Linked DNA regions of Homo sapiens: regions 1 and 3 are each linked to region 2. Evidence: chromatin loops called from intact Hi-C (ENCODE). Cell type or tissue: chondrocyte. All regions are shown on one strand. Links, peaks and the distances in the headings refer to the core of each region. The heading gives the core; the rest is flanking DNA.

What was found. A loop is a pair of places that touch in the nucleus more often than their neighbours do. Peaks named below come from ENCODE experiments on the same cell type or tissue, not always from the same donor. Only the 100,000 strongest peaks of a DNase experiment are listed, where the experiment ranks them.
Region 1: it touches region 2 in a loop (3-fold over the local background); 4 of 110 quality-filtered maps call a loop at or near these places.
Region 3: it touches region 2 in a loop (6-fold over the local background); 22 of 110 quality-filtered maps call a loop at or near these places.

The regions. Positions count from the first base shown.
Region 1 is chr6:93,788,958-93,796,969 of GRCh38, forward strand. It overlaps LOC124901496 (a long non-coding RNA gene), which reads left to right. Exons shown (of 2, transcript XR_007059928.1): 2 at 1,144-1,446. Among named protein-coding and RNA genes, the nearest start is that of TSG1, 86 kb to the left of the region's middle. In chondrocyte, for the core only: no CTCF peak of the experiment used is centred there; no DNase peak of the experiment used is centred there.
Region 2 is chr6:93,415,652-93,423,070 of GRCh38, forward strand. EPHA7 (EPH receptor A7) reads right to left here and starts at 3,908. Exons shown (of 17, transcript NM_004440.4): 1 at 3,594-3,908. The coding sequence starts at 3,690. RefSeq lists a silencer at 3,956-4,155. In chondrocyte, for the core only: CTCF peaks have their summits at 1,892 and 2,849; DNase peaks (open chromatin) are centred at 1,360, 3,030, 3,180, 4,070 and 3 weaker places.
Region 3 is chr6:92,807,081-92,815,092 of GRCh38, forward strand. No RefSeq gene overlaps it. Among named protein-coding and RNA genes, the nearest start is that of LINC02531, 87 kb to the left of the region's middle. In chondrocyte, for the core only: CTCF peaks have their summits at 3,957 and 4,170; no DNase peak of the experiment used is centred there.

The DNA.
Region 1 (8,012 bases), core at 1,485-6,484, 370 kb after region 2:
TAAAATGGACTCAATGTTCATTTAACAGTTACTCTTTTACTTATAAAAATTATGACCAATTCCATGGTAAGTTCAAGAAAACAGGATGGACATAGTCCTTATGGATCTTACTATCTTTGTATGAATGCATACTTAGCATTAATCAAGAATATACCAAATGGGCCAGGCGCGGTGGCTCACTCCTGTAATCCCAGCACTTTGGGAGGCCGAGGTGAGTGGATCACCTGAGGTCGGGAGTTCGAGATCAGCTTGACTAACATGGAGAAACCTCATCTCTACTAAAAATACAAAATTAGCCAGGCGTGGTGGTGCGTGCCTCTAATCCCAGCTACTCGGGGGGCTGAGGAAGGAGAATCGCTTGAACCCGGGAGGCAGATGTTGCGGTGAGCCGAGATCATGCCATTACACTCCAGCCTGGGCAACAGGAGTGAAACTCCATCTCAAAAAAAAAAAAAAAAAAAAAAAATATATATATATATATATATATATATATATATATATCAAATGATAATACTTGAAATAAAATATAGGCTCATAACTTCCAATAACTAATAATGTGTACTTCATGTAGTTATTAATAATTCTGCTTCAAAACTTAATTAATAAATTTTTAGGTAGTCAATTAAGTGACAAGATTCTACATATAACATTATCTACAATTAAATTTTTTATTATGAAACTTGAAATTAATCTCTAGTTATAAGGACACCATTAAGAAGCATGAGCACATGACTCCCTACTGATTTCACTGGAGAGAAAGACTTGAACATGAGCTCATTGTTGATTCAGTTGCACATAATATCAGCTTATTTATGTACTCAGGGGAATAAAACACATTTCACTTTTCCTTGCCCTACACTAGTAGTGAAATTTTAAGTTCCGAAGAGAGAATTTGAATAATTATTTTATTCTTTCAAAGTGACTTCTATCTGAAAAACTTACACTTTATAAAAACGATGTGTTTCTAGTAAAGCTTTTAAAATCTTATCTTTTTGTAACTAACTATTCATAAATAGCCCTTTATAACTAATATATCATAGCTCTTTGGTACCTCCATGCTTTCTTTGTGGATAAAAACAGTGCTAACTGGTTGGCACTCCCCTTTTGCCAGTCTGAAATCTAAACGGAATTCTCTCCTTATAGCTGTCTGTTAAGAAGATGTGAGTCTTCACCTCAAAGGGCTCTTGAAACGCTGCTAATTACAAGGGGATAATGAGAACTCACCAATGGAGACCACCTCAATTAAACAAAAATCAGTTTATATTGATACAGCAATTAATTATATATGACAGAATAATTGAAGAAGTTTTCCTTGTGTATTCATAGAGAACCTAAACTTATATGAAATTAAGTATTAGTTGTGGAGCATTTAATGAAGATTAAAATGAATTTCAGCTGTAGACTTTATACAAAATTTAAAAAATAAATTAAGTGGTAAGAAAATAATGCAAGTTTTCTGTGATGAGTATTCTTTTATTCAGAGTTGGAGTGGGGACAATTTATATCTCAATTTCATTAGTCTTTTTTAAAAAACAATGTTAATGAAGTATATGGACCAATGCTCACTAACACTTTGGACACATAGAAACCCCAGTGGTTTGTTTGAGTTTGCACAATATAAATTTATGCATCCCAAAGAACTTGTAATACTAATGGCATTTATCAGGTATTGTTTGTAAAGGATATGAATAATAATAATCCATCTGCTATAGTCCCTTTTCAGCAGAGGAATCATACAAATTAATGTTGGCCTGGATATAATCCATTTAGGATGATTCATGAGAGTCATAAAAATGACCTCTCTCTCTTTTTTTAATTCCCAAGCAAGTGTTTTTCCATTAATTATTTTTCTACTTCTTTTTGTAAGGTCCACTTTGAGGTTCTTTAATTCTGTCAAATGTTTTATGACTATTTTGAAAAAATATCTAACATCCACAAGACCACCACCATCAACAACGAGAAACTTCATAAAAATCTAAGCTTATACTCTGGTATTTAAAGGAGAAAAATATTAAGAGTATCTGATGATGAATCAAGTATAACAATGTAAGAAAAATGAAAACTAACATGTACTGAATGCTTACCAACTAGTTTGAAAACATTATTTTCTTTGATTTTAACAGTGTCTCTTTTGGGGCAGATATGTGAATCAACTTCATTTCACAACTGAAGAAACAGAATCCTAGAGAGAATAGATAACCATCCTGTGGCCCCACATTTAAGATGTGACGAAGCCAGTACTCAAATCCTGGTCTGTTTTCAATCATACCTACCCTCTTAATCACTAGGCAAAATCTTTTTTGTGCATAGGCTAGTGGAATGCAAACCTAGATGATGAAGTGGTATAGAATAACATTAATTTATTAATCATGAAAGTCATCTATGGACAATATTTTTAATATCATTACAATTATACACCAGGTACAATTTATATTAGTTCTCATGCATAAGCTGAGTGTTTTCCCTCCACATTTTAAGGGGAGAATATTAAACAACTATTTAATTATATACTTGTATTTTCTGGTACATGGCAAATTAGAACACTAAATAACAGCTTTGAAGTATAACAAAAATTTACACATTGACATTCATGAGTGAGAACTATATCAGATCTTAGAAAAATTAGAATATATGTAGTTTTGGACAATATTCCCATTAATAGACACTGTAGACCTCTCTTCATTTTCTCTTCTGTTATACACATTTTCCATGCTGTTCCGTTGTTCCTTCATTTTCAAGTTGATCTATCACCTCTTTGGCTCTATTACTGACTTCTGTATTTAACTTATTCACTACTAGTGTTATCACAGTGTAAGTACTAGAAGTAAAGAGAGAAAGACTAGAGTACATGTAATTTTTGGTGCCAAAATATAGAACCTATTGTTTCATAATGCTTCAGTGAATTTCTTTTAGGCAATAAAAGAACCTTCTTACTTTTCCTTATGAGATAAAATTATAGCATTGCAAATAAAGCAAACACTATGGGTTTAGACCTATTGGGGTTTAAATGTTAGTTCAGTCATTTACTAGGTATGAACATTTGAACAAGCAATTCTTATGTTCTCAGTTTATTTCTAAATTTGTACTGGCAATACTTAATACTGATTTATGGATTAATTTATTGTTTTATTTATTTATTTGAGACTGAGTTTTGCTCTTGTCACCTAGGCTGGAGTGCAATGGGCATTGTCGGCTCACTGCAACCTCTGCCTTCCAGGTTCAAGTGATTCTCCTGCCTCAGCCTCCCAAGTAGCTGGAATTACAGGCCTGCACCACCATGACTGGCTAATTCTTGTATTTTTAGAAGAAACAGTGTTTCATCATGTTGGCCAGGGTGGTCTTGAACTCCTGACCTCAAGTGATCCACCCACCTTGGCCTCCAAAAGTGCTGGAATTACAGGTGTGAGCTACTGTGCCCAGCTACCTGTATTTATTTTTTAATGAGTTGGACATGATTTATATATTTAATTCCACTTCAAAAATGTATTGGTGGCATACCATGAATCAAATACCATTCTTGGGCTATACTATAAACAGCAGAGATAGTTTTTTTTTTTTTACAGCTAATGATATTTACATTTTCAAGAGGAGAGACAGAAAATGAACAATTGATATTAATAAACAAATAATTTTGTTAGAAAGTGATTTGGAAAGGAAAAAGTAGAGCAAGGTAAGGGACTTAGGAGTTCTGGGTATGTGACTTGTGAAATTTTAATATGCAATGTTGTGTAGTATTAGTGGGTGACAGAATTGAATAAGTTAAGAAGATGGCTATGTGGATCTCCTTGAGAAAATGGTACAGCCAGTGCAAAGATCCGACAGAGGGAATACGTTGTATTAGAAGAAGAAGAAGCAGTGTGGCATGGAGAGAGTGAGCGATAACTCACAGAGTTACAGAGCAGTTCAGGTTACACAGGACCTTGAGTGCGAAGAAACATTGAATAAATGCAGCTGTTACTGTGTTTAGATAAGAAATGCTAGGCTTACCAACAGAAAAAAAATATTATTCTGTAATTTAAAAAAAAAAACCCACATAGCATTGCAAATGTTTATTTAATTCATACTGTGAGTCAAGCATTGCCCTGGTCACTATAAAAACATTCTCTCATTTATTCCCCATGAAAGCCCTATGTGAAAAATGCCATTTCTATGTCCACTATACAGATGAGAAAACTGAAGCTCTAGTAGGCTAAGTAACTTGTCCAGGGTCACACTCTTATTATGTGACAGAGGTATTATGAATAACCTTAATATGATTTCTTTTTGTTAAATGCATACAAAGCCTTGCTATGCAAAACATACTTGTGACATCCTTGTGGTTTCCAAGTTAGTTTCTTACTTCCATTTACTTCTCAGATAGGCTCCTTTCAGCTCTCTATCATTATAGTCTTTCTATAAAAAGCATTCAGTATACTGGCCACAGAAAATAAATTACTTTTTCACCATCTCTCTTTTATTCCTCTCATTCACTAGGGATTACATTTAATTGTCTTCTAGCTATAATTAGCTTATTGAGTGGAGACTTTATTCTAAATGTGATCAAACAGCAACTTTGTAATTTTTCTTTCTAAATCGTATATTTTAGGGATCCTTCTTTTTTGTTAATTGTTAGTGTTTTATTACTCTCAAGGTATTCCTACTTTCATTCGCATTGATTTCTGCAGTCATCATATTTTGGACATTTTTTTCTTTGAATGACTTTTCTGTGTTAAAAGGAATTATCATCAGTCTTTGGTCTAAATTCTTACTTAATAATATGTCGATATAAAGTCAGATTTTAATTTTGGCATTGTTAATAAGTGAAATAAAGATACAATTACTTTGTGTGTAAATGATATAACTATTACATGTTCTCTCTTTTCAAAAATTATCTATTCCCTACTGTCAGTGTGATATTTTCAAAATTCACCATAAAGGAAACATAAGTTCTCTTATATCTTCTAAATCTAGAATGATATATGTTGATTAAAATATGTTATTCTAAGGTTAATGTATTTTAAACCAGAAGACCTCCTTGTTTTACATTTCCATGTGATTTTTCAGCATCATGGTTTAATATTTATATTCCCCCTAGTTTTATTCCTTTGTTTTTTAGTTTATATGCTCATAACAAAAAAAATTGGTAACTTACTATGAGAGGATTCCAAATTCAAGAAAGTGTAAAAAAGCAAAATATAAAATAATATATTTAACAGAGGTATACAAGTTTGCTTTTTGAGAGCATTTTGATAGACAATTGTATTCTCCACTCTTCATCTGCTTCTCTTAACATGAGATGAACAAACTGAAGTTTTTACTTTTTAAAGCAAGGCCAGTATGATTTATCAGTATACTAAAGGCTATATCCAGTGCAGCTGATTCAGGATCTACAGTTTTCAGTACAGAAGTTTGTCATACTTCCTCCTTGAAGTCAGTGTACAAGACTTAAAAGAATAAATAAGATTAGCCATAAACTCCTCATCTCCACTCAATGATTCATGAGCCCATTGGTTATGTCCAGTATTGTGGTATCAACCTTAAACTATTACAGTCATTGACTAATAAAACTTTCAAGATTTAAGAATATTAGAAGTTTACATGATCCAATACTATTATTTGACAGATTAATGACTTACAATCTTTATAAAAGAAGAAACATGACAAATGTGTTTGTGACCTGAAACTTAAAACAGTTTAAAAATTGATGTTGCATGAATGTATCAACCAGAGAAATTCATTGAATATTTAGCATGTGCAAGGTGCTGAAGTATTCAGTTAGACTATAGCAAATACTCACAATTTAAAGAAAAAGAGTATTTTCAGCAAAAATATTTAAGATCATTTATGATTCTTAGTAACAGAGTGCACAAAAATTTATCCGCCCTTGTGAGTTTGCTACATATAACATTGGGATATATTAAAGCTAGTGGCAGTGGGAGGTGAAAAAGCCATGGCATTATTGAGATGAATCAGTGCAAATTGAAGATCTAAAAAAGTAACTTAAATGTTCAATCAAATACTTTACCCAAAGGACAAAAATATCTATCATGTTAAAAATGAGAAAGAAAAAAAGTGACACGTTGGATCAGGAACAAAAAAAAATTAAGAAAAAATTTAACTATTTTTTTGTCACTCTAGCCCTTTACTTCTAATGGAGCACGGAGGATAAAACTTGTAGTATGAAAAAAATTAAGACAACTGTAGTATGAAAAAATAAAAATAAATAAGCAGCTATAGGGTAACACCAGGTGATATTTTTTGCTAATTTTCTTTTCAGGTAAATATTGGCCTGTTCCAACATACACTCTTATATTCTATCACAATGTTATCCTATGATTTTTCTAGCATCTTGCATTCAATAAAGAAATGCTTATGAGGGGTGTTTGTTATCTCATGTGTCATTTAAGTCTTAATCTATTTTAGAAAGAAATCATTATGAATGTCTAGTAAATAGCTCTTTTAATTTTGAAAAATGAGCCACCTACATTAATATAGAATATAACTAGCATATTTGTTCATTCTCACACTGCAATAAACAAATACCTGAAACTGGGTAATTTACAAAGAAAAGAGGTTTAATTGGTCCATGGTTCCACAGGCTTTACAGGAAGCATAGCTGTGGAAGCCTCAGGAAATTTTCAGTCATGGCAGAAGGTGAAAGGGAAGCAGGCATGCCTTACATGGCTGGAGGAAGAGGAAGAGGAATAGAAGCAAAGGGAGAGGTGCAACACACTTTTAAACAACCAGATCTTGTGAGAACTCACTCACTATCATGAGAACAGCAAGGGGAGTATCTGCCCCCATCATCCAATCACCTCCCACCAAGCCCCTCCTCTGATATGGGGGTTGCAATTCATCATGAGATTTGGGAAGAGACACAAATCCAAGCCACATCAACTAGTACACCTGAATTATTTTTTATAGCTAAAATGAAGAGTCTTATTTTTGTGTGTGTGTAATATTAAGATACACTTCACCAAATATCTATGATTTTAAAAAGATCAGTCTTGTTTTACTTTGTTTTGTTTGCTTTGTTTCATACTTTTAAGTGTCAGAAATTTCGCCTATAAATCTCATTTAATTTTACTTCTAAAATTTATAATTTTTCATATATCACCTCTATTTTACAGATTAGGAAACTGCTGCTCATAGATTAACTGATTTACCCAATATTACTATATTTATATGTATATTTAAAGAAATTTGAGCTCTAGAGACTATACTATTTCCACTATTTGAACTGCCTAATTATAGAGGAACAAAGCCAGCTAGGAATTTCTTATACTATATCTCAAAAAGAAGAAACCCTTATAATAAATTTACACGATAGATACAAATTCTATAAAATTGACTACTTTATTTTAAATAAATATTTATTTGTGAAAGCTACAATGCAAGAAGTTTGATAGAATGAAGGGGAAATAAACCCCACCCCCACCAACAAAAAATAAGATAGTTCTATTTCTTCTCACCCCATATTCAAGACTCAACTTGAAATGGGCTAAACATAAGACCTGAAACTGTAAAACTACTAGAAGGAAACATAGGGGGAAGCCTCACAATATTGGTCTGGACAATGATTACCTAGATATGATCCCAAAAGCACTGGCAACAAAAGTGAATATAGACAAATTGGATTGCATTCAAACTAAAAAGCTTCTGCACAATAAAGGAAACAACAGAGTGAAGAGACAACACATAGATTAGAGAGAAATATTTTCAAATTATGCATGAGATATCACCTCCCATCAAGTAGAATGGTTATCATCAAAAAGACAAGAAACAAGTGTTGGAGAGGATATAGAGAAAAATAAACTCTTATACACTGTTGGCAGGAATGCAAATTATTACAGCCAGTTTGAAAAACAGTACTGAGCTTCCTCCAAAAACTTGTTCCACTTCTGGGTACATATCCAAAGGAATGGGAATCAGTATGTTGAAGAGATATCTGCACTTTCATGTTCATGGAAACATTATTCACAACAGCCAAGATGTGAAAAATACCTAAGTACCTATCAATGGATAAATAGACA
Region 2 (7,419 bases), core at 1-5,000:
CTGGTTTCAGAGTTACATAAGTTTTTGCACTTTAAAAATATTTATCTGACTCTACACCATTTTGACAAATGCATCAATTTGTCCAGAAATAATAGTGAATAAATTTTAAGTATGTCAATAGGCTTAACATCAGCCTCAGAAAAATGTTAAAATTTTTACTTAAAATACATGCTTATATGAACTTTTAATAATTATACAACTCAATCACTAGGGATAAAATATGTATTTGAAAGACAAAAATGTGTTATGATAAGAAAACAAAGGAACAACTGATTATCTGTTTAAAGGAACAGTTGATTATGTGTTTAATTCCTTCACACTAGTCAAAGTTACTCACTGTAAATGAAAATAGATATAGAGACCCAGGATTTTTGTTTTGTTGTTGTTGTTGTTTCTTTGTTTAGTGTTTTACACTTAAGACTCTCAGGGAGACTGACAGGAAAAAAAAAAACTTGATCAGAAACATTTGACTCCCTTTCAAATGAGAAACACACCCACAACACTTTCAAAATGCCAATTTGAATTTCAACTTGTAACATCGATAAATCGTTGGACTAGCGAATTTATATAAAAAGTAATTTTTAAAGTTTATTTTTATCCTCAACAACAGACATGAAGCACAGGGAAACAAGGTGGGTGGTCAGGTACTCTACTCTTTTTGAGATGCTTTCTTAATTTTTATTTTATTTTTCTTGTGTGCTGAATATAGACAACAGGATTTTAAATGCAGGTGACCTTCTTGGGTCATTTCTGAGAGTGAAATAAACATTGCGAGATTACTGTTTATTGCCATTCTGCTACCCCTCAGCTCAGCCTGGGGGTGGAAGCAAGGGACCTAAGCAGACAGCAGTGATGGCCAAGTTAAGAGAGAAACAAACTAACAAATTAAAACAAAACAGAACCCGGCCCGAGAACGTTTAATCGGAAGCCGCTCTCAAGTGATCCGTGCGTCTCTCTTCTGCTCGGTCCGCTCTCTGGTTAAACCCTCAAAAGAGCGCGTATCCCTTCCCGCTCGGAGCAGAGTGCCGACCTCCCTTTGCGCCCGCGGAGGCGCAGTCCCTCGGCTCACCCGGACGCTGGGGGCCAGGCCTAGGACTCCAGGGCTCCGCGCCCCGGAGTCCTGTGGGCCAACAGGTGATGGGAGAGGGGCTAGACTGGGGGCGCGCCCTGACAGACCCAGGCAACGACCGCGCGGGCAAAGGCTGGCGTCCCGGGGCTGGGGCGGGGCCGTCGGAGGGGCGGGGCGGGGGCTGCCAGACGGGCGCGCCAGCCGCGCCAAGCATCCATTACGCCTCTGCCAGACCTGGGCACTCCAGGGAGCCGGTGGCGCCCTCGCTCGAGAAGGAGTCGGGAAGAGGAGAGTGGCTTTCGGGAAGAGGAGAGTGGCTTTCGGGAAGCATCTCCTCTGAGGAAGAGGCGGCGGCGGCGGCGGCATTTACGGAGAGAAAAAGTAAGCAGCTGCACTTTGCCTTCAAGCGTCAGACTCTGACACGCGCTCCCTGTAGCGATGATAACTGACCAACCCGAGAGAACGTGCACAAGGAAAGTGAGGGAAGGGGGTTTCTTATCTTCCTCTAGCCACCCCCAAATGCCCCAGGAGGCCCGGCACCTGCTTCAAGCGGTTCCCAGCGCTAGCCCTTGGGTACTGCGGGCCGCCTCGGGGCTTGTGAACTCCTAGAACGCCAGCTCTTGGTCGCCGCTGCGCCCTAGAGGCGTCGCCGCCTAGAAGCCGGGCGCACTCGCCGCCCGCCAGCCACAGATCACCACCCTCCCTCCCATCACCCCCGCGCCTTTTATACATCACACTTCTGCATCTAAAGAATTCAGGCTCTTAGAATCAGAATCCTCTTCACGTAGCTTGCACCCAGAAGAGCAAAGAGAACTAGACATTCTGGCTGCAGGAACCTCTCCCCCTAGTGATGCAGTTATTTATAGCCCAAACTCCAGCCCGAGTCTGCGTGTGTTCGCGCGCGGGGTTTCGCCGCGGCGGTGCAAACTTTTCCTCTGGTCCGCTATTCCAGAGGAATCACAGTATGCCAGGGCTGAAGGTTTCTGATCGCTAACGTCAGGGGAGTAGAAATGTGGTTTTGGAGGGGATGAGCGTGCGTTTCTAGCAGATGTCCGTCCTTCTGCAAACGCGTAACCGCCAGCTTGGAGGCACGGGGTTCTCTGAATGGGTTCAGCATCTATACAGGTTGCAGATGTGGAAAGTGGGGTCAGAAGGTCAGGCTGAAAGAAGGACTAGAATTTGGCGCCGGGTTTGAGGGGGGCTTGAGCGAACTAAGAGGAGTGCACGATGAGAATAAAGAAAAGGTGCACTAAGTTTTCAGAAATAGATGAATCAAGGACCTATATGTAAGTCCCCTCAACACCCCGCCCGATAACCACCATGACCTAAATTTCATAACAGATTCCTCTCCCTCTACACATCAGGAATAAGTAATTATTTCTCTTCTGCTTTTAACAGATCGAAAAATGAAACTTAGATACACAGCCTGAAAGACCAGGGGGGCGACGGGATGAGGGGGGTTGGGGATGGGATTGTGACACTGCTCAAAAGCAAGAGACTTCCATTGACAGGGTTTATTTTTCCCCAGCTCCAACTACAGGCACCGAAAGGTATTTTACCTTCTGTCAAAGGTTCAAAGAAGGAAAACATAACCATATACAGGCGTATCTGTAACAGCTTGCCAAATAAAACCTGCCTTCTCCTACCAGAACCAACCCTCAGGGTTCAGGTCTTTGGCAAGGATTGGGCACTCGGATTCCTCAATTGCTGCACTATGGGGCAAATAATTGGGGACTTTGAGTCGCCCAGGCGGCATCCTTACAAATTGCACAGCTCCAGCCCGCCCCCTGCCTCCACGGCCCGACCAAGCCCGCTGGGCTGCCGCTGCCCCCATGACCGCTGGGCCCGACGCGCAGCGCGCGCTGAATGGAGACATCCCCGGCCCTCGGGTCGCGCGCCGCACGCCGCGCTTCACCTCCGCGGCGTTATTGTTCCGTGCTGGCGGCCGAGCGCCAACCGCAGGACCGCGCCGCCGCCTCCGACGCAGTGAGCACTTCATTAGTAACCCGAGCTTTCCGAGCTCATCGAAGTCTCGGTCCCTCTGGGAAGGCTCCGGGCTCCCGCCACTCGCCGGCGGGCTGGCGGAGACGGTAGGGGCTGCATTTCCCAGTCTCCAACCCAACTCTGGCCGCAGCTCCCACAGAAGGCGAATAAGGAGACAAGGAAGACCGAGCTAGAGAGAGATGTGACCCGCCTGAGGTACTAAGAAATAAGCTCGCCGGCAGTTCCTCCAACCCCACCCCACCCCCGTTGCTGCTCACGCCCTCCAGACTGCCCGCGCCAGAAATCCCGCACCCGTCGGATGGACGGCTCCGGGCACAGGGCTGTAGGCGGCTCGGAACAGCCCTGGTTCGCGCTCGCTGGTCCGCCAGGAGCGGCCTCAGCGGTGAGGGGGCGGGGAGCCGGCGGGGGAGGGTCGCCCGGCGCCGGAGGCGCGGCCGGCAGCGCCGCGGACGAGCTGGCTTGTGCAGGTAGACATCTAAATAAATAAGTCAGAACAAACTTTGCTTTCCCATCACCTTACCTTCCTTCGCAGCCTGCGCCTCCCCTGTGTGTGCAAAGCGGAGCAGCCAGATGTAGCATAAAATAATCCATGAAGGGTACCGAGTTTGAAAAACCATGGTGCATGAGCAGGTTTTATTTTAGGTTTCAGTTATCTTGAGTCGTGGATTTTTAAATGCTGTTTGTTCCGAAGTAGCTTTTGTTTTATTGTGCTCCTTGCATCGATTCCCCTTCTCGGTCCCCGATCGGCTGCTCCACGTTTAGCTTTTTTTAATTTCCCCCCCACTCCTGTTCGCTCGCACCGTGTTTGCTGCCTGCAAGTCTCCGACTGCAGACCGGCCGCTTGCTCCACACTCCAATAATATCAATTAGGGGGGGAGGGGGCGGGGCTCCGAGCTGAGAGCCTCCGCCACTCGGGCTGAGTGGCAGGCACAGCCGGCCTGCCAGGAGGCGATTCCCAGGGCCAAGGGGCGGGTCCCGGCGAAATGGCCGCCCCGGCCACGGGGGCGGGGTCCGAGGCAGGAGCCAATCGGTGCCGAGCGGAGTCAGGTTGCTGGTCCAGGATTCCCTCCAGGTTCTGAGCTCGCGCTGGATGTTCAGAGGAGAACGAGGATGGTAGCCGAGGTGTGTGCTGCTTTGGACGCTCTGCTTTTAGCAACCGCAGCTTTCGCGTAGCAGAATAAATCCGAGAATAACGCTCCCAACTTACACTCTTTTCTATAGCTGTACTCCGCGCGATCTTTTAGAAACCAGAGGCGAAGCAAGCCTTCTCTCAGCTACCAAGCACGGAGCCCGGACAGTGAAATGAGCTGTGCCTTTAAGTAAAGTGTGTTTTACTTTTTTGTTGTTAGAACCTCCGCGGGCTGGGTAACTTTGTTTTTTGCCTTTTTGAAAAGTTTCTACTTCTCTTTTTCTGTTACTCCAAGAGCCGTCAGTTTTAGGTACCACCCACCACAATCCCTGAAAGAATAAAGTAACCAAGTGTATTATGTTTAAACAATGTTTCCAAGAGTTTGCAACAAGCTCTGGCAAAAGAAACAGAGGAAAAGGGAGTGGGAAAGGAAGTCTTTTGTTTTAAGCGCCCCTTCTCCTCCGCCCTGTCTTTTCACCATAGTTTGTTGAGCGAAGTGAGACATTAGGAGAGAACCTTCTGATGGTTGCGTATCGTTTTTTTACGCGTTTATCATTTTCTAAGGTTTTCCTTGGATTGCCTCCACTTTGATAGTTTTCCATTTCGCTGCATAAATTACACTGAATTTTAAAGAATGCCACTACGTATTAAATTCATAAAGCAAGACCTTTCTCTTCGCAAGTATTTACCATTTTCAGGAATTATTCAATGCTTATCTTTCAAAGAGAAACTAAGAATAAAAAAAGTCATAACCAATATCTCCAGTTGAATTCATTCAACCCGAACGGCAAGGAAGGCTGCGTAGAGAAATCTGTTTTCCATTAGGCAGTTTCGGACACTTTGTATTCAAGAGGTAGGTAATAAGAGGAAGAACTTTAAAATTTTAATTGCCAAATCTTCAATTTCAAAGGTCACACAGAGTAACTTGATCACATGTTTAAGATGAATTTCTTTTTTTGTCCTATAATTTCTTCCTTTAAAAATATTTCTCAGTCATTTATGATTTCCTTTTATTTCCGATAGATCCAAAGTTTGATCTCACATAAGGCTCCAAACTTTTTCCAACCTTTCTATCTGGAAATATAAAGTAAATTGAGTTGTTTCTGCTTTTTATAGTAGGGAGTTCTCTAAGATGACAACCCCCAGATATTTATTTGTATTTTATGTTAAATTGTCTCCTGTAGTTTTTATTTGCCTAATAAAATAACATGGAAGAGAGATATGAAATTTATTCTTTAAACCTCTTTGATTCTGTAGTTTCTGAAACATTTCTTCAATGTTACATATTCCTAGCCATTATGCCTATTTAATATTTTAGAAAGTGTATCAAAAAGCATCTTCAGTGTCCCTTAAAGGATGCATAGAAAATGTAAATGCGTAATAGATTAACCTTAGAAAGAGACAAAAAAAAATATGGGGAGAACACACTTGTTATAGAGGAGATGAAGCTTTATTTACACAAATAGATGATTTAAGGATGAAACTTGTAAACTAAAACATAAGAGTTAAAAACATAAATCCCTGCACTTAGTCTTTAGAACTCACAGAACTACAAACTTACAAATATTAAACCACTTCTAATAGTTAAAACGAATTCTCCAGGATTTCAACACTTTCCCCAGGGTCTCATCCCCACTTCTTAAAATGACACCAAGGTGGCCTTTAAAGTTTAAAATATTCCTTTCATCTATTGAATGACTAATACTCAATGATGTGAATACAAATACTTTTCCATTAAAACCAGGAAACCAAAGAAGTAACATCCTTCACTCCTCTGATGAGTGTAGGTGGTATAGTGAGTCCTCTTTTTGTGTCCCTTCTCTCTGTCAGACACAGGGGCATGTGTAACTTTACTCTTATTTTTAGAGACAAGAAGCTTCACATTAAATGCACATGTGCCAGGCTGCTGACAGTTCTCCCTGCATAGCTGCACAGTGATACTGATTTTTAGGTTTTTCAAACTTCTCTTCTTTCTTTTGTAGTATCTAGATATATTGACAAAGAATTCGGAGCATTTAAATAAAAATAAATGACAGTCAAGAAGACAGTGTTCAGCATACAGTATATGATTAATATATAAATTTACACTCGACTGTATTTGACTAATGATAAAGCATATAGACCTATTTGTACATGAAGCCACTGACATAAAAATTATCAGTATACAAAACTTTCTCATTTTAAAATAACATAATGGTGAACTTCCTCACACCATTACAATTTATTTTAGCTTCATTTTATGATTTAAGCATATTATTTCTAATCAATTATTTTTAATAATGCGATGTGTTTGTATATAAAGTGAATTCAAAAGGAACTTGTCTTCCTGAGCAATACCAAATAGTGTATGAGACCAACACCTGTGCGCCAAAGCAATAATTCTGAAAACTAGTTTTACATTTTTATGCATTCATTGTACAACTAAGTTGATAGCGTCGTCCACATATATTTAGTGAATTTTAAGTAAATGGAAACAGAGACTAAGACCTTAATATTTCAATTTTATATCCCCTCTGTTGCAACATCTATAATAAATGTATAGTGGAAAGATGAAAAACGCCTCTCTTCAGATACTAAGGAGATATACCCAATTTTAATGCATTTTGTATTATTTATTTGTATAATTACCAATAATCACATGACTGTACATGTAGGGAAATGTCCAAATTCAAGACACATTCTAAATGAGGGTACACCTGCTATTTTGTTTTAACTTGTTACAATACTAATATTTACCTCACTGTTTAACTCTGGGAAATATTCTCTGATTTTAAGAGAGAAATAGGAGTAAATTATAATGACTTCAGGGAATAAGTTCTATGAATTTTCAAATGAAAGAAAAGGTTATACTGTGTGTGTCTAGTATTCAGGCCATTCGAGGGCAAAGGGACAATTGGAGATTTCAGTATGTTACAAATCCAAGACTGTCAAACTAAATAGTTAACAACAATGAAATCAAAGGGCTGTTTCTGAACCCACTACTTTTGTACTTATCATCAAAATGCATTCACAGCTGGCAAATGTGAAAATGCAAGTTCATCACAGAAAAAGGGTAATTTAAACTGAATTAGAAAAGGTACTGTGCAGAAGAAATTGATTATAAGCAGAAAAGAAGCATTATGTCTTAGTTAACAGATATTACAGAAAATTGGATTCTGTGATTTCAGTCAAAATATAAACAATCTTTCCACTGTGTAGGAAAATCATTTACATATTT
Region 3 (8,012 bases), core at 1,485-6,484, 610 kb before region 2:
TAAGTAAACAAATTGCAGAAATTGTTAAGAAAAGAAAATATATTGAAATTCATTATGATAGATTTCCCTACTTTTTGTTTGAATGTGTAAATGAAAAGTATCCCAATAGCTGAGGCTTAAAAGTATGTGTAACGAAGGTGAGCAAAGTATGTATTGATTTTACTTAACAAGTTGGACAATTAGCATGTTTCTAAAATTTTAATTACTTGACTCTACCTAGCATTCTCCAGCCTGATGTTTTTGCAATTACTCTGAAAGTTCCCTAAACCTAACTTGCACGGAGCTCTGTGTTTAAACCCACGTACCCATCCCAGTCTTTCCTGGCCATTCAACACGTAACGGATTCAAATCTTTGCTAATTCATTCACAAGAATCAAAGGCCAGGCTGGAGAGCAGTGCCTTGAGCAGGAGACATGGCTTCTGTGTTAAGTGTTTATAATATTTATATTCTATTCAAGTCAAAATTTTGTGCTATTGAAAATATTATCTCAAGCTACTTCTAATTATTCTCCAACAACAGTGATGAGTGTTTACTATTTCGAATAGATTTTTTGTCTGTCCCTCCTACCATCAAATAATTCTTAAACTCTCTCTATAGGAATGTTTTTCTCTTTAGACCATGTTTCTAGTCAGAGTGAAGCAAAAAGTCCTTGTCATGTGTCCAACATGATTGCTAGCTATGAGAGGTAAATAGAATAAAATGCTAATCAAACTTTTAAAATCTTCTTCTGTTTCCTTGGGACAATTATTTAAAAAATAAACAATTAATATTTTAACAATATAGTTATTAATAATAACAATAACACAATGTGAGATTAAATCATTTTAATTTTTCTGCAGGTTAGATGAAAGATACATGGTGCTCATGTACAGCAACATCAGATATTATTTTTGGAGTCACAATGTTTTTAAAAAATGACAACTTTACTTTTAAACTTAAACATACCCCGATAGATAGATAGATAGACATGATAAGCAGTCTGAGAGTAAGAAAACAATTTCTAAATTTGAATGGATATTATACATATTATATTTATTTCCCAGAAATATAAACAAATATATGCTTATATGGATATTACTATAATTATATATATATATATAACTGTATGGATATAACCATAACATGTATTTCTATAACTATATGGATATAACCTATATAACTATATGGATATAACCATAATTATATGGATATAACTATAAAGAAAAAAGATTTGTTTTTCTTATGTGAATCATTAAAAAAATTAAATTGTTCTGTAATTACAATTTATCTATGCTTCAGTGCTCACAGTTTTTAAATTAAATATCGAATACTTAAGACAATTTGTACATAGGTTTCATGGTTTTCAACCACGTCTAATGAAAGTTTCAGTCTAAACAAAATAAAAACATTTGGGAGGGGATGAATGCTCATCTGCTATTAAAGTTTCCAGTACTTTGTCCTGGAGCTTCTTAAATTTTTACATTCGCCAAAAGGAGATTTTAGTAGTCAATCATCACTTGCAAATTAAATATTTTTTAAGTATTGTATTCCACTATTAGTATAAAGTGTTGTTAGTAAGCAAAACTATTCTTTTGATTTGTCAGAATCTTATTTAGACTTTTTCTAAAAAAGCCTTCTACTGAATATAGAATATTAAAGATTTGAAATAAAATGTTGACCCTGGCCGGGCGTGGTGGCTCATTCCTGTAATCCCAGCACTTTGGGAGGCCGAGGCGGGCGGGTCACCTGATATCAGGAGTTTGAGACCAGCCTGGCCAACATGGTGAAACCCTGTCTCTACTAAAAGTGCAAAAAATTAGCTGGGCATCGTGGCTGGCACCTGTAGTCCCAGCTATTTGGGAGGCTGAGGCAGGAGAATCACTTGAACCTGGGAGGCAGAGGTTGCAGTGAGCCAAGATCACGCCACTGCACTCTAGCCTGGGTGACAGAGCGAGGGTTCATCTAAAATAAATAAATAAATAAACAATTTTTTAAAAGTTGACCCTTGAAAATAAAATCAACATACAATTCAATGTTTTTCATTATTTCATGAGCTTATTCATTTTCTGATCTTTAAGATTCCTGATAGTAAAGACAATGTTTACTTCACACACGTATATATATATGTTTTAAACAGCAGTACACATTGTAACTCTTGTCATAAGTTGCTTCAAGTAAATGAAAGCCAATAAATAGAAAGTTGCAGATTAAAGAAAATAAAATACTGACAGTGTTGGCATGCTTATGATGTTCTGCTGAGATTTTTAAATAGAAAAGTATGTGAGAGGTCATTTACCTTATCGTACAAAATCAGGAACAAGCTAGTTGTAGCAGCAGTTCGAAACTTTTAAGGAAATGCTACTTGTGCATATCAGGTGTACAGCTGACATTATTTCTATTATCAGAGACTAAGCAAAACTCTGTGATTGCTGTTAATACTAAAATGTTAAAAAAAAAAAAAAGGTGAGGTCTTTGTTTCATAGTTGCTAGTGTTGGCAAAAATGAAATGTTACTTCCACAGCATAAAACTGACAGTTTCTTCACCTTCTAAAAGTGCAGACTATTATTAGCATTTTGTATATAAAACAAGTAAAATTTGAGAGTCTTTCGAAAAATGTATGTCTATAGATGGATAAGTATGTACATAATTGCAAATTGTATAAATTGCATAATAGGGAATACAGATTTTTTTCTAATTATTTCTAAATAAATCTTTAATTAATTTATTTATTTCTAAATAAATCTTTCTCATTTATTTCTATGTGACTGCCTTAAAAGTGAGTGAAAGATTTATACATATTTCCTTTATCCAACTTTTCCATTCCTCTTCCATGTTCTCATCTGAGATTATAATTCTTCCCTACCCTGAATGGCAGGTACCATATTGCGGAACAAAACATTTCAGGTGATTCTGGCCACTGTTCTAATGGAAAAGTAGAATAAATTCTTATTAATCCTACAATCAAATTATAAGTTTGAGTGCAACTTTGAGATGTTTGTAGGAATTGATTTGAACCAAGTCTTCAGAATCTTTCTAGTTTTATGCAAAGCTTACCTAAATTCTTCTGAGTCGTGAGAACTTTGGTATTACCCCTTACATACATCCTTTGTGACTAAGGTATTCATCCAGGAAAAAAAGTCCTTTCAAGTCCTAGTCATAGGAGGACAGTCGTTTTCTGAGGATTAAAATGGAAATGGAAACTTAAAAGGTTGGTATTTTCTTAGTGGATACCACATTTAAAAATATGTTTAACATAATAGTCCAATTTAAAGGAAAATGCTATCATTATAGACATAAGATAGTAGTCTTTTATTCTTAACTATATACTAATCTCCATGAATACAAAGCAAGGTATGTTCAACTACTAAACCTGAATATTGCAATATTTCCATATTAAGCTTTATTTTCTTTAGCTTTCTCATATACTAAAAGGACCCCATAAGGAGTTGAGAAATTTTTAGGATTATAACACACCCTCAGAAACAGTCTGAATACATATACTTTAGTAAATATATAGAATCACAAAATGCAACTACCTCTCAAAATTTATTTTAAATCTATAAATAAATCACCATTTCTATTACAGCCCACTGAAAAGACAAAGAAAAAAAGTTTAGTTTCTCTGCTGAATTTCCTTTCTCATTACAAGGTCAACAGATGTAGGTGGGAAGCTATTTTGGCTTTTCAGTTTCCTGATTGCTCTAGATAGATCAACTATTCACCTTCATGTTAGTGACTTCATTACATTCTGATATAGAAACTAATTTGAAAAAGGCTGACCTTTAAAATACTGAAGGTGACAAGAGGGTAAACGAAGGAGGTGAAGAAGATACAACTGAGCAGATCTCAAATCATATTTGTTTTAAAAGCTACCTTATGAGCTATTCACCTCTCACAATTTAGCTTTTTAATCCAAATTTTAACTTCAAAGTAGCCCCTGCTGACTCAAAAGTGTTATACCACGCAGTGGCCAGGTGGGGGAGAAGTGCAGCCTTATTCCTTTGAAGCTTGGCTGCCCAAGATCAATAGGAGTTCACAGGTGGCCATACTTCAAAGGGGAAGCACTATGTCTCTGTTTCGGTCCAGCCCCTGTAACAGTTATTTTCGCCCCCTCCAGTGGCTTGGAATTGGCTTTCATGTTATATTTTCACTTAAGAAAGTAAATGAAGAGCATTAGAGGCAGATCTTGATTAAAAGAATTTTAAAAGAAGCCAACATCTTGAGAGGACCAGCTACCTTTTAAAAGCACCTATTAATGCAATTGCTGGGTAGAAGGAAAGGTAAGCCTGCAGGGGAGATTTTTAAAAGCAACCCACTTACAGGGTTGCATCTGACATTTTAGCAACTAAGCTAAATCTCTTCAACAAGCTACAATGGTTGTAGGTAAATTTTATTCAACATTTTGTAGCTGGATATCTATTCTACAGTGTAGTTAGAATGAAAAACATGCCCACAGCTGCCAAGTTCAGGTGAAAAGAACTCACTTATATTACTTGAAAAATAGCAATGATTAAGTTACTCGTTAAACATATTTCTACACAATCAATGCACAAGAATGTAATTCCTGAGTACATTTCCATGTAATGTTTGCCGAAATATATTTTTATTAATTTTTATTTTATTTTATATACTATGTAATATATATTTTACATACTTTTTATAAACAAGAATATGAAATAATGGATAGTGTTTCTGTTATCACAGATAAATAAATCATACAAATCACAATCATTTTTGTAAATAAAAACCAGAGGAATTCCTATAATCAAGAAAAATGGTTCTGCATGTTAGCCACATATTGAAATCACCTGGCATATTTTTAAAACACTACCAGGACCCCATCTGGAGATTTTAATTTAATTGGTTTAGAATGGGCCTGGGCATAGGAATTTGAAAAGTTCCTCAGGTGATTTTCATGTGCACCAAGAGTCAGAAATGCTGACCAAGAGCACAGCTTCTCAAACTCTAATGTGTATATAACCACCTGGGGACCTTGTTAAACTGCAGTTCTAGTTCAGTAGGTCCAGGGTAAGGCCTGAGATTCTGCATTTCTAACAGGCTCCCAGGTGATGCTGAGCTGCTGGTCCCCAGAGCACTCATTGTGGAACAAGAATTTATGATTCTTAGCTCAGGAAAAGGACAGACATTGGGATCATTAAGGCGTTTGAGTTGAAACTACCTATAGTCTCCTAACCCCAATCTAAACAGATACCCAGTGCCCCAACTCCGAGTGCCAGTATATTTCACCTTTCAGAGGAAACTTGTTGCTGAAGGTCATTAAATCTGGTTTCTGGCACAATCACTAGAAGGCTGCAATGAGCCTTTAAAATATACAGTCACTAATATAAGTTGCAGACTGGTATATTTCATAGGAAGAACCTGCTTACAACAGGCATTTTTTAAAAAAAAAAGCAGCTCTGCATTGTTAAGCTTCTACCGTATGTATTGAGCTTGATGCCAGCAAGAATGCTAAGTGGGGCCTTTACTCTGATTGGACATATTCATGACATTTGTCCAAAGAAAAGATAAGCTGAGTGAAAGAACCAAAGGAAACACCTGGTTATCCACATTGGCGGAGATAGGCAGTTCTGCATGCACAGGAGGGATATTTTACCCTGAATTGGAGTGTACACATCCTGAGTGACCTCTGTGGGACCCAGGCTGCTAGCTGTGCAGGATGGTCTACCTTGCTATGAAAGTTTTAAGTTCCTGACACTGGGCTTCAAACACACCTTTGAATATATCTCCCTTTAGCAATAGATCTTTTAAATAAACCAAAGTATGTGTCAAGTACAAGCAAAAATTCTATACATTATCCTTCAAACCTTCTTGTGTTCTATGACAATGTGATGTTTTTAGAAAACTCTTGGATTTTTGAATATGAAAGACACAAAATTGAATGTGGGCTCTGATATAATTTAAGTATTTGGGCATAAACTTTCTAAGCCTCCTGGTTATCTCTTTATTGAAGATCTTTCTTACCTCTAGTATCTTGGCTACCTGGGAGCCTCAGTCTTGGGTTTTGAAATTGTAGCATTCCTAATTAATGAAGCCACTGTTTTTCAAAGCTCAAACAATGCACTGGGTTAACTGAGTCTAGGAAAGCTTTCAACACCCACCACAAATCATGACATCAACACGTAGACCCGTCCGTTGAATAAGTCAGTAGACTTATTTCCTTTGATTTAGGTACCTCTTCTTCCCTGCCATGTAGCCTTGCTTTGGGCAACTCTAATCCTCCCTGACCAGTCATCCTTACTCTGAGTCCTGGAGAAAAGATTTGGATTTTATTCCCTTCCGAGAAACCTGAAGAAATAGTATGCAAATTGACCCAACTGCTACCTAGATCTGAATGAGAAAAATTAAGAGAGCGACAGCTAACAAACACCAAGAAATATGTTTTATTGTATCTTGCCCCTTGGCAGCATCTTACTTATGGTTCCTTCATCACTTAACTACTTGCTCACCTGCGAAGTGCCAGACAACCTTCCAGAAACTGAGAATTTAGAAGTTAAAAAAAATAGACAATGCCCTTGTTCTTGAACTGCATATTCCCTAGATTAGGGTGAAAAATAACATAAGAATGACAACTATATTTTACTTTTATTTTCAGATAAGTTTACTTTTATTTTCAGAGATGCTCATAGCTATGGAGGGGTTATAAGAAGTAGCATGATCTAATTTGTCTTTAAAAAGATTATGTTTTTGGTTGCAACATGGAAAATAGACTACAATAAGGCCAGTCAGGAGACTATTGGAGGAATCTGAATGAAAGATGATGGCACATGGATATGTCAGAGGCATCATGGAAGACCTGCTCAAACAAAGTACATAATGAATGCTAACAGTTACTATCATAGTCCAAGGAAGAACTCTGTGGTCCCTCTGTGATGCTCTCGTCAGGCTGTGTTGGAGACCATGGCCACCACTGCTCCCTTGTGTCTGACTAGCTTGTTGAGGTTCTTACTTTCCCAAATAACAGGAAGCATTTTCCCAACTAAAACCAGATTTTTAGAATTAAAATATTATTTCTGGAAATGTGTTTTAGGCAATACATTACTCAATCTCATTATTTGATACTAACGGCAACTTTTTAAAGATTCTGATATTAACATAAATTAGGAAGTTTAAATACATAAAATCTTCATTTTCCCATTATTTGTCCTTAGATATAAAGTTAATGATATTTGTGAATAAAAGGGGTAATAGACAAATTACACTATCTCCTCAATTCTAAGATAATTTATTTTTTATTTTATTTTATTTCATTTTATTTTTGAGACAAGGCCTCAGTCTTTTCTCCCAGGCTGGAGTGCAGTGGCATGATCTTAGCTTACTATAGCCTCTGTCTCCCAGGTCAAGAAAGTCTCTCGCCTCAGCCTCCCAAGTAGCGGAAACTACAGGCACGTGCCACCATGCCTGACTAATTTTTTGTAGTTTTTGTAGAAACGGGTTTCTGCCATGTTGGTCAGGCTGGTCTCGAACTCCTGGACTCAAGTGATCCACCCACCTTGGCCTCCCAGGGGTCTGGGATTGCAGGCATGAGCCACCACACCCAGTCATAAAATCACATCTTAAAGTATTTGGAATTGGAAACCCTCTTAGAATTGATGTGCACAATTAATGGGATAGGGTTCTTTTTTTCTGAAAAATTATTATTAAATAAGCAGTGTACCCTTCGATTAATGCTTTTTTAGGATCGTGCAATAAAAATGTTTTAAAATAATACATAAATAAGAAAAAATCACTTATAATATCAAAACATAAATGACTAAACCCCGTCTCTACTAAAAATACAAAAAAAATTAGCCGGGCGTGATGGTGGGCGCCTGTAGTCCCAGCTACTCGGGAGGCTGAGGCAGGAGAATGGCGTGAACCCTGGAGGCGGAGCTTGCAGTGAGCCGAGATTGCGCCACTGCACTCCCGCCTGGGCCACAGAGCGAGACTCCGTCTCAAAAAAAAAAAAAAAAAAAAAAACATAAATGACTAGAAAATGAGACAGCTTTTTCAACAACAGTAAGGCATTATTGA